Regions from separate parts of the Homo sapiens genome. Here region 2 is linked to region 1. Evidence: chromatin contacts called from ENCODE POLR2A ChIA-PET data. All regions are on one chromosome and are shown on one strand. Each heading gives the region's core, a stretch centred on a gene start or an enhancer-like site at or near the end of the contact. The rest is flanking DNA. Distances are from core to core; before and after follow the strand shown.

What was found. ChIA-PET counts read pairs that join two places held with the same protein, here RNA polymerase II (POLR2A).
Region 2: POLR2A ChIA-PET joins it to region 1 with 13 read pairs in A549. The contact joins two enhancer-like sites. POLR2A ChIA-PET finds 5 or more read pairs at or near these places in 2 of 52 experiments (A549 and AG04450).

Annotation. Positions count from the first base shown.
Region 1 is chr6:135,933,986-135,939,882 of GRCh38, forward strand. All of the region lies in intron 1 of PDE7B (phosphodiesterase 7B), which reads left to right. Among named protein-coding and RNA genes, the nearest start is that of PDE7B, 85 kb to the left of the region's middle. Within about 2 kb of position 2,491, at least 6 of the 41 ENCODE cell types and tissues checked have a DNase peak (open chromatin) inside an H3K27ac peak, as active enhancers do.
Region 2 is chr6:136,009,672-136,015,568 of GRCh38, forward strand. The region is part of intron 2 of PDE7B (phosphodiesterase 7B); the gene reads left to right. Among named protein-coding and RNA genes, the nearest start is that of PDE7B-AS1, 60 kb to the right of the region's middle. Within about 2 kb of position 2,725, at least 4 of the 41 ENCODE cell types and tissues checked have a DNase peak (open chromatin) inside an H3K27ac peak, as active enhancers do.

The DNA.
Region 1 (5,897 bases), core at 1,241-3,740:
AAAAAATAAAGAACTATTTCTTTCCTATACCTCTGTTGGTACTCACCTCTATTTGGTATTTGCATTTTAGTTACTCCAATAGATACCCATACTAGAGCGTAAGTACTAATAAAAATTAAAACTCATGTCAATGATTATCTCTCCTTATAAAGAAGCCTACAGAGGGTCTTGAAGCAATAAAGTAATTTGAATGAAAACTACAAACCATGAATAACATGACACCTACTACTTCAAATAATCCCCAAGTGACCTTTATATAATTTTTCTTCTTGGACATTTGAAACACTTTGGTAGTTTAACTCCTTAACCCTGTACTAATGAGATAGAATATAGGTATTCCCTCCATTTACAGGATACGTACTCTGACCAAGGAGATTTAAAACAAATTTTATTTATTTATTTAATTTTGGTAATATTTGTCAGTGAAAAAAGCTGCTGTTTAAAATATATATATATTCGGGCCCAGTGCAGTGGCTCACGCCTGTAATCCCAGCACTTTGGGAGGCCAAGGCAGGCGGATCACCTGAGGTCAGGAGTTCGAGACCAGTCTGGCCAACGTGGTGAAACTCTGTCTCTACTAAAAAAAATACAAATATTAGCTGGGCATGGTGGTGGGTGCCTGTAATACCAGCTACTTGGGAGGCTGAGGCAGGAGAATTGCTTGAACCCAGGAGGTGGAGGTTGCAGTTAGCTGAGATTGCACCATTGCACTCCAGCCTGGAGACAAGAGTGAAACTCTGTCTCAAAAAAAAAAATATATATATATATATTTTTTAAATATATATATATATTTATTATATATATATTTTAAATATATATATTTATTATATATATATTTAATAAATAAATATATATATTTATTTAAATAAATATATATAAAAATATATATAAATATTTATTTAAATATATATTTAAATATATATAAATATTTATTTAAATATATATTTAAATATATAATATATATTTATATATAATATATATATTTCTCTATATATTTTATATAGAGATGAAGTATATATTTATATATAAATAAATATATAATATATATTTCTCTATATATTTTATATAGAGATGAAGTATATATTTATATATAAATAAATATATAATATATATTTCTCTATATATTTTATATAGAGAGAGATGAAGTATATATTTATATATAAATAAATATATGAGACAGAGAATTTTATATATATATATTTATTTATATATATATATATATATATATATATTTTCATGATTCTTGCTCTCCAGGAAAAACATCTTTCAAAAACATTGAAAGATATTTCAACACTGAAAGAATGGAGAAATCTTTGCCTTCAGGTTTGACTCCACCTAAAGCATCTGTAATAGATTCACTGCATGGCCTCAGATGCTAACTTCTTAGTGGAGTAATGGCATCAAAACTTGTAATCTGAACTAATTTAAGTATAACTTTATTCACATATTCTTCTCTTTAAGGATTTTCATCTCACGGATTTTAATTGCAGTAATAAATGGATTCAGTGTATTTTTGCCCCAGATTATGTACTCATTCTTTCAGCTAAGCAATATTTATTGAGAATCTATGATGTGATGGATATTGATCCTAGTGCTGGAAGCAGCAATGAATGAACTATACAGAAAGCCTCTACCTTCAGGAAGTGAGGGAGAACCTTGAAGAGGTGTCTTTCAAATATTGATCTTGCCAAAGTCTGTTGTGGAGTTTAGTAAACTGTACCAAAGCAGTGTATGACTGTTAGCAAAATACACATAATTTCATTTTCACTTGCAGCTTATAAAACCTGTCAGTCATTTCTCCAAAATATTGGATTTTCTAGCTCTAGCTTGGGATTTCCATTGATTGCCAGTAGAATTTAAGGAAATTTCCTTTCTGAGGCCAAATGCATGTCTCAGCGCTGTCCATGTGGAAATGGTCAATACAATTTGACCAGTAATAGTTTTTTGATTGTCTATGGGAACATCTGGATCTTTGACCTCACAAGTAGTTAAACAACATGCCCTTCTCCCTATGCAAAAGTGTTTGTTCGTTTGTGGCTCAGAGGCTCTGCGTTTGCATGTTGGGCTTCATGTTCTGGAAGTCATTTTCTCTAGCAGTGAGGTTATTTAATTCCAAGGACTGGTTTGAATTTCTTTTTAAACTACAAGTGTATAGGATTACATTTAATTGTTGGTTTATGTACAGGAGCATTGCTACACTGAGCTGCAAGGAGCACATTATAAAGTACTCGTTTGTCCTGAGTAAATATTCATTCAGTTACAGGCTGGATGAGAGCCCATGCATCTCTGAATCATGATGTCTGGAGATCTGGACATCAGATAGGCAAATATCTGGAGATATTGCTGATATTATCTATTAACCTTTTGCTATCTGTAGGGTCTTATAAAGTAGCTTGACAATTGCAGTGTAAATCAGGAAAACGAATGCCTAAAGCTTGGACACATCGACCAGATGGCTGGAGTTTAACAAGTGTGAGTACATATTTGTTGGCAACACACAGTCAGACAAAAAGGCGCTTGTCCTGGCAGCTCACAGTGTCGTCTGTCCAGGGGCGGCAGCAACACAGACTGAGGCCTTGCTGCACATTGTATCAGGCTCAGGGGCAGGAACATAGGGTCCTTTTCTGGGTCAAATCTCCCTCTGAAGGTGAGAGTCAAGTCAAGGAATGATTTTCTTGAAGTGCAGCATGCTCTTCCAGCAGTTTCTGAGAGGGAGATGTCCCTAAAAGGGTGAAGAGAGGGCATTTGTTCCAGGACCCTGGTTCCTCCACCTTCCAGGATCCAGAGGCCTGACTGTTCATCACCACTTTCAGTGCATTCTCAACGCTCACTCTCTGCATGATTCAGAAGGCCACATTCTTCATAATACAGTCATGCTAGACTTGGAATTTTGACAAGCCATGTTCTCATTTCTGTGATCTATGCTTCATAAAGACCATATGGAGTATACTAAATCTAAAGAAATCTATCTGATTGTGAACACACTGTGTGAGACACTACTAAGAAGGGAGTCAGAGTGAGGAGGGCCTCTGGTGGCATTTTCCAACTTGGCTGATTGACACAACTAAAAGTGTTAGACATAATTGGGAGTATGTCATTAGACACTCACTAACAAGGTGGTACCCCACTTAGCAGAACCCTTTTTCCACCTAAGGGTCCTGTTCAGTGTGGTGAGGAGCGACATTGGTCAGCAAACGTGGCTGCTGCGTGTGGTACTCATGTTACAGAAACTTCCTAAACCCTTTTGGGATCTCTCTATTGCCTTGAACAGATGGCCTGTGAGCTGCGGGGCCTTCTTCCAGATCCACGGCCTGCAGCATCTAGGCTTGTGCCCAATCACTAAATGGAGTCCTGCAGGGCCCTTCCTGATCTGGCCCCTGCCAACTTCCCCAGCCTTGCGTCTCTCCACTCTCCAGTTCTCCTGGTTATCTGAATCCCATTCCCTTCTAGCCATTCTTCATTTCCTTCATTTCCTCAATTGCCTTTAGAGTTTTGCATCAACAGTTTCTCATTCTTAGAGCAAACACCCTCCCAGCTTATCTTGCACCTCCAACCTTCACTGAAGACTTGTTTAATACTAGTTTCTCTCTCCCCTACTTAATCAGAATACATTATTCAGAAAGTTTTCCACAACCCATCAGGATGTAGCCAGTTTGGCTGATCACCTAGAAGGGACCCCTTTTTCCCAAATCTAGGTTGGTTCTTCCCGCTTCCTCAATGCCAAGGATAAGGGCACATCAGACAGAGTCACTGCCTCCATCCTGCCCCAATGACCTCTGCTCTGTAGACCTCTGGTCCTGCAGGCTAACCTCTGAAGGACCAGGGCTCTCCATCATGGGAGGAGCAAAATCTTCCCCTCATAAAACCCCATGATTTACATGGTAGAACTGTGCTTTGTATCTTGTACACACTACCACCAAATGACCCTATTCTGCTTCTACCTTCTTCCTTCCGCAAAACCAGATACACAGCAGGCCCCATTATGGTTTTAGGGTATATAAGATGGTTTCTCATATATTACATTTCTGTAGAGGAGTGAGCATTGTTACTCCCTGTACTCTACAATGAGTTTTGAAAGGAAAAGTCAACTCTGACTAAGATCACACAGCTGTTGAGGAATAGGTTTGGGATTTGAACCCCGATATACTCAGTTCTTTCCATTATGTCCACCAATCTGTTTTCTTTTCTTTTTTGTTCTATATTGCCTCCTGTTTTCTCCAACACAAAGTGTCTATGGACTTCACCTTTTAAAAATGACTGTATATAAGTGAAATGTGTTTGGCTTTAGTTGTTTGCCTTCACAGCTATCTTTTTGAAAACAAAGTGTGGCTAGGTGTAAACCCTTGGGATTCTGAGACAATAAGTAAAAGATGAAATAGCATTGCAAACTTCTGACATTTTTGAACTGTGTATCAAGATTTGTGGCATATGTATTTGAGTCTGCTACAGGAAAATTCCCAGAGCACATACCACAATTATTCCCAAAGTACCTTGAACTGAGATGCCTAGTCAGTTCCTATAACTGGGTGCACCAGAGATCGCACTGTACTCCATGCCATAAGCCTTCACAGGTACAGGTTTTTCTAAAATGGAGCTTGTGCAGAGGCTATAGTCGTTTTGCACAATGAAAGAGGCTGTCTTCAATGTGCATTTCGATGTGTGCTATGGGAATCAGGACTAACCACGACCCATGGAGACAATGCTGCATGACTTGGAGAGTGCAACGTAAGACGCAATGACTCTGAGCCTGCACCACGCCATCTGACCTCAGGATCTCCCTGCAGGGATACGAGGAGATCTTAGCCATATAGCCTTTCTATTGCCCTCTACTGTCTAGGGATAAAATGACAGAAAACACAGTTCTGCATTTTGGAAGTTTGCTTAATAACTAAAAAAATAAAAATAAAAATTACTCTTGGGCTGAAAGCAGGTTTTCCAAGTTTTGGTTCATAATAAGTAGTTTTTAAACATTTAAAAATAGGGGTATGTAATAAAATGCTGAGAGACTCTCTGGAGACCGCTGCTGCTGGCACTGCTCTAATAGAAAGCATACGCCATTGAGCTAACATTCTGTTCTTTGACTGAAGAAGAAAACAAAGCTGTTAAAAGCTGGTAAGCTCATTTTCCAATAGCAATAGCATTAATATCTTTCAAGTCACTCCTAACCATACCTAATTAGAGGTTTATAAGGGATGGCTCTTCTGGAAGGGTCACCTCAGGTTACGTAGCCCACAGATTTGCTGTTGATTGTTGGCAACAATGGATTTGTGTAGATTTTCTGCTCAGCTCGAGGTGATTATCTTTTTTCTTTTTTTTCTTTTGCTGGTGTGTCTCTTATTTTGACTGGCTGAGGTTGGGCTGGACGATGAGGCCCTGATTTGAAAGCAGTGCCAGGTTGTTGCTGGAGATCTGCACTGACAGATTGTTGAAAACTTATTAGTCTCTGACGTTTTAACAGCCTGCAATGGGATAGAAATCTGCTCTTTCACTGGAAAAGCTTAAAAAGGAAAACATGAGCTCGAGCTGAAATCAGCCCCAGTTCCAAATCTGCCGTCCTCTGGCACCGGAGTGCTGAGGGCTGCCACAGTGTGTAGAGATTGAGGCCTGACTATGCCACCCACATGGTAGACAGGACTCTGCATAAAATGATGTGGCCCTGGGCCACTGTCACGTAGGAGACCCTGAAAATGTATCTTCTGGGAGCTGGGGTGTTCTCAACACTGGGTGCTAATGGCTTCAGCAGTAGGAGAAATCAGCCTCACTGAGGTTTCAGCTGGGTGGCTGGGGGGATTCTTTTGGTCATAGCCATTCTATAAGATAATTCAAGAAAAAGGACTAAGAAACACTTCAGCTTGGTATCCTCTTTGGGGTAACTTCTACCTCAAATGGGCAAAATG
Region 2 (5,897 bases), core at 1,475-3,974, 76 kb after region 1:
CACATTGATTTTGTATCCTGAGACTTTGCTGAAGTTGCCTATCAGCTTAAGGAGATTTTGGGCTAAGACGATGGGGTTTTCTAGATATACAATCATGTCATCTGCAAACAGGGACAATTTGACTTCTTCTTTTCCTAACTGAATAAATTGTGTTTATTTGTGTCATCTCTCTTTTCTTCTTCATTAGTCTAGCTAGCGGCCTATCATTAATATTTTCAAAAAACTAACTCCTGGAATCACTGATCTTTTGAATGGTTTTTCATTCCTTGACTACTTTCAGCTCAGCTCTGATTTCGATTACTTGTCTTCTGCTAGCTTTGGGGTTGATTTGTTCTTGCTTCTCTAATTCTTTCAGTTGTGGTATTAGGTTGTTAATTTGAGATCTTTCTAACTTTTCTATGTGGGCATTTAGTGGTATGAATTTCCCTCTGAAACATTGCCATGTCATATCTTTGTTCTCATTTGTTTCAAAGAACTTCTTGATTCTCTCTTACTTATCCAAAAGTCATTCAAGAGCATGTTGTTTAATTTCCATGTAATTGCATGGTTTTGAGCAATTTTTTTTATTGTATTCTATTCTTATTGCGCTGTGGTCTGAGACTATGTTTGGTGTTTGCTGTTTAAAGCCAATACTTCGAAACAATCTATACCAGGTTTTAGGAATTCTAACCTGCAGGGGGTATGGCTAGGCATTGGATGTCATCCCATTATTCCCTTCTTTTTTTTTTTTTTTTTTTTGGTTTTGTTTTTTGAGACGGAGTTTCACTCCTGTTACTCAGGCTGGAGTGCAGTGGTGCAGTCTCGGCTCACTGCAACCTCCACCTCCTGGGTTCAAGCGATTCTCCTGCCTCAGCTTCCCGAGTAGCTGGGATTACAAGCACATGCAACAACACCTGGCTAATTTTTGCATTTTTAGTAGAAACAGGGTTTGCTCCCCTTTTAGATGTATTTTTGCTTGTTTTTTTCTTTTTCTGTGAGACAGAGTCTCGCTCTGTCACCAAGGCTGGAGTGCAATGGCGTGATCTCAGCTCACTGCAACCACTGGGTCCCTCCCTTGACACATGGGGATTACAATTTGACATGAGATTTGGGTGGGAACACAGAGCCAAACCATATCAGAGGTCAAAATTAGAGATTAAGGAAAAAGAACCATAGTCCTGGTTCCAGGGTTAGAACAAGGTCAGGACAGAGAAATAAGTCTGAGTTCTGATGGGCTGTTGAAAGGCTGCACCGGGTGCTCCCAGAATTACTGCAAGGGAGGTTCATTCACCTGGGATTATACTTCATGCCGTGTGGGAAATTACATGCTCTCTAGTCAACTGTTGACATTACCAAGACCCTCAGCCTTGGAGATTTACATTTTACTCACACCTCAGACATAGACACAAGCTGGGGTTCATTTGTTTGTTTTACTTTTTCAGATGTTGGATGAAAAAAGAGATTCTTAATAATGGGTTTTCACTTCTAACTCCCCCTTTCTCCCCATCAAAAAAACAAAACAAAACAAAACAAACCTCAAAAGACTTTATTTTCCTTTCCCTTTCTTTATAGCAGAGATCAGGGTATCAGGGTATCAAGAGAGCAGGGTATCAGGCTGCTCTCTTATCCAAATGGCAATACTCAAAGGTTCCCAAGATTTAGTCACCTCCCTTCTCAAGTGAATATAAAACGTGGAGCATCTTTCTTTGCAGAGTAAGACTGACTTTAGGTCATCTTGAGCCCATTTATCATTATTTGAAACATTATAGAATCTATTGGATCATATAGCCAAAGTTATAGAAAATATAATTTTCATTTTTAAACAGATCTCTTATTATGAATGGTTACTTGGGCTGCCTGGCCTTGGAATATCTCTTTTGCATGATTGCAATATACTTGTGTCCAAATGTGGATCTTGGCCTCTTAAGTAATGTTCTCACATTTTACCCAAACTTGTCGGTGTTGGCTAACCAGAGGTTTAATGTGGACTAATCAGTGCAGGGAAGCATCCCAGTATGTGTATATTTCTAAGTGCCTGAACTAACATGGGGCAGGCACTATGCATAGTTGCTAACCTGATGAAACAGCTTCAATTAGAGCCTCATCGCTGACATTCCAGAGTGGCTGCACTTGGAATCATAGGATGTGCAGGTATCTGTGGTCAGATTTTTACTTAAAACAAAAAAAAAGGAGAAGTTTCAGAGTATAAGTTTTATTGGATTTGGGGACTTGGAGTTCTTGGAAAATGATAATGATTTAGAATATAGTTTGTACATCTCCCCTGGGTGAAACTTGAGGATCTTTGTTTTGTTTATGTCTTTCTCACGAGGTAGAAGATCGATTCTAAGTCAAGAACACATTTGTGGCAATGTAATTACAAGTGAAATATACAAAAAGGCTCCTGAACAACCCCTTTAACTTCCTTGTTCTACTTGCCCTGGCTCAAACTATGCTGCTTCCCTCCTGTCTCTCAGCACCCCTCCCCAGACAGAGCACCCACTCCCTTCCCAGCCCCTGCCTACAAGCTCCCTTCCCACCCTTTGAATGCTCAGGAGGAACCACTCACAGCAAAATTAGGCCTCCAGGCTCCCTTCTTCCTAGGCTCCCTTTCTTGAGGTGTCTCTGCTGGTTTGCTCTCTCTTGATCTGTTTCTGGCCCCCACACTGTGAATTTTAGATCCTACTCTTTATCAGCAATGTCTGGGTAAGAGGAGAAATCAAGATTCCTGCAAAAAATGGACATGCTGACTCAGCCTAGAGTTATGGAGCTGGACTGGCTTAAGTCACTGCTTCCTTTGTCCTAACTTACTCATTTTACTAATACAACCATTCACAAATAGTTGCAGTCATGATATGGAAAAGTTAAGGAACGAGGAATATGTGTTTAATGTCTTTTCTATTTCCCTGTGAGTGCTTATAGAATCCATTCTCTTACATGGCAGCAGGAGAAAGAGTGAGCAGGGGAAATGTCAGACACTTACCAAACAACCAGATCTCCTGAGAACTCCCTCACTATCAGGAGAACAGGAGAGCAGCAAGGTTTTCAGCAGCTCAGTCATTTTAGCTGAGAAATGAGGAAGGGAAGTGTTAAAGCCTACATACAGAAAGAGGTAGTCAAACATATAAGGAAAAGAAGAATATAATTCCTCTAGTTAAAGAGAGTGTTCTGACAATAAACTCTAATATGAAAGTAATTTCCCCCCTTTTAATTAATAGCAAACATCTGTATTCAAACATGAACTTTTTTCTGTTATCTTTCACTGTGGAGAGCAGAATTAGCCCCATTCTACAGTTAGAAAAATGGAGACATGAAACATTCAAGGATTTCATCCAATATAACAAGACCACCAGACGAAAGCTAATGGTTTACAGATGCAGGGTATTTTTCAAAGAAGAAGGAGAAATCATGTTATCTTTGATGTAACATGTGTAGAACTAACACAAGTGTTTGCCTTTGAGAATTACAATAGTCAGAGGGGAAAAAAAACTTTTTTCATCTTTTTTATTTTAAAATTCCTATGTGTATGTAGTCACTTCTCTAAGACAGGCCAAGGTATTTTTTTATGAATAACAAATTTTACTAAATAAGTTATGCAATAAGCTAAATCAAAATTTCCTCATAATAAATCTTTAAAGTTTCTCCTTCTTTTCACCAGTTCTTTTGTGGAAGAAAAACACAGGCATGCTGACAATGGCCAAGACAAAGGTGTTCCTCTTTCTTTCCAAATCCTGTAGACTGGAATAGTTATGGAACTGAGAGAAGTCACAGCAGTCCTGATCCAAAGTGTCACACTAAACTATGTGCCAGGCACAGGGATCTCCGCTCTCAAGTGACTTTCAGGCCAGAGGTGGTGGACAAGATAAGCATGCTGTTAGGAATGAATGTGGGGTGGCCACAGTAGCACATGGGAGGCCGTTGAACTTGGCCTTGGGGACCAAGATGTGATTTCTGGAACATAAGAGCAAACTCATACCTAAGATACGTGTAGGAATTAGCCTGGTGAAGGAGTGTTCCAGGAAGGTGGAACAGGACATGAGAAAACCTGGAGTTGATAGGGCTTTCAGCAGATGAGAAGAACTCGAAGCAATCCAGCATGTCAGGAATAATGGGCAGTAGGGTTAACTTGACTGCCAGAATCTTCCTTTTGTACTTTTCGTGTGCATTAAATTTATTGACAGTAGTGTGCTACATTGAAGAGACAAGGCTAGAAGTAACTGCTTCCTGACATACTGTACAAACTTGTGGATAAATATGAAAACTTTAGGTCTGGGCAAGGACTAAATATTTTCTTAAATGATAGGTTTTCTCTGAGCGGTTCTTCCTGTTGTAAACTAAGTTCAAACCCAAGTATTCTAGGACTGGCACTAAATTTGACCAATTCATTTATGTCTCACCCCAAACTTGTTCTTTTAGAATTCAAAGGAATTTTTCCTTAAAAGCCCCATTTAAATTTTACCTGAGTAATTTCCCCCTTTCAAGTTAGTTTTTTAAAAGATATTTATTGAGATTATTTTCATAATTTTGCAAGAATGACATGTTCATTTTAGGAAACTTGAAATATAGAGGAAAGCTATATCAATGAAAATAAAATCACTCACAATACCACTAAGGTGATAATCTTTGTCAATATTAACTTGTACAGGGTATTTGTGATATAATTTTCTAAGTTTTTCTATGAAGATATTTTTTAACAAATATTTCAACAATTTATATGCATTTCCTGTTTCTGTGTGCATGTATACACATGATATATATTCCACTCATTTTAAAGTTAATTTGAATTATTTAATTTATGAACACACTCTTATTTGCAAGTTTTTGTAGAACTATTAACATATCTAGTGTGTGAACTTTTAGCCCTGTTGAAAATAGCTTGCAAGCTGTAAGCTGGTTATATTTCAAAGAGCTAGAGGCTCCTGTAGTTCTCTATTCATTAGTTTTAAAGCACCTCTATGACATGACATAGGTGGCAGTATTATTATCCCTATATTGCAGAGGGGGCAGCCAAAGCAGACAGCAGTTGCATAACCAAGGCCGGGGTAGAAACAGAACTGGGGTTCTTTTGAAAGTAGGTAGAGTAAAAATTACACATAAAATGAAATATTGGTGATTTGTACCTCTATTCAAAGCCTCATCTCTTTGAAATGACAATGCGTAAAACACATTGGCCCTCTGTTATTTTTCCATCAATTCAGAACTGAATCTGACCTTGGAGAGTCCACACAGATATCAGTGGAACGTCTGGCCGATTGCATGTGAGGAGCTGCTGCCAGAACTTTGCCTGAAAGCTTAAATACCCTATGAGAGCTGCAAGGAATTCTGAAAAATTACGTTGAATATCGATGTTGAAGTTAAAATACACATATATGCGTGTGCGTGTACGTGTGCAAGCACACAGACACGCACACAGAATTTTAAGCCCAAAAGCAGCACCAGAGCCAATTCCATGATATTTGTATTAGTAATCTTTACTTGGGCAGAATTCACTTGAAGCTGGTGGGATTCTTTTTCCTGAGTCAAGCCTGCAGAATGAAGCCTGCTGGGAGTCAGCAAACCACAACAGACGTCATCAGCTTTCTCCTGCTTCAGGATATACATACTGATCACTGCGGGGGTCGGGGGAGAATTTTATTTTTGCTTGCGCAGGCTTACACAATTGTCAGCGGATATAACCCTTGCCTTTCTTTGAAGTGTGAGCTATCAAAAACTAAATAAACCAGATGGAGCCATTTTCTGATTCAAGGTGACAGAGCAGACCAATGCCTGAATAATATCTCTTTTTAAAGATGGAAATAGAATTACAAATTTGCTACAACTAATTTGCACTTTCCTTTGAAAAGGTGGAGCCCAAAAAGAAATTTTTCTCAAGAGGCTTTTCCGCCTGAGAATAAGTAATATTTAAAATAAGAGAAAGGTTG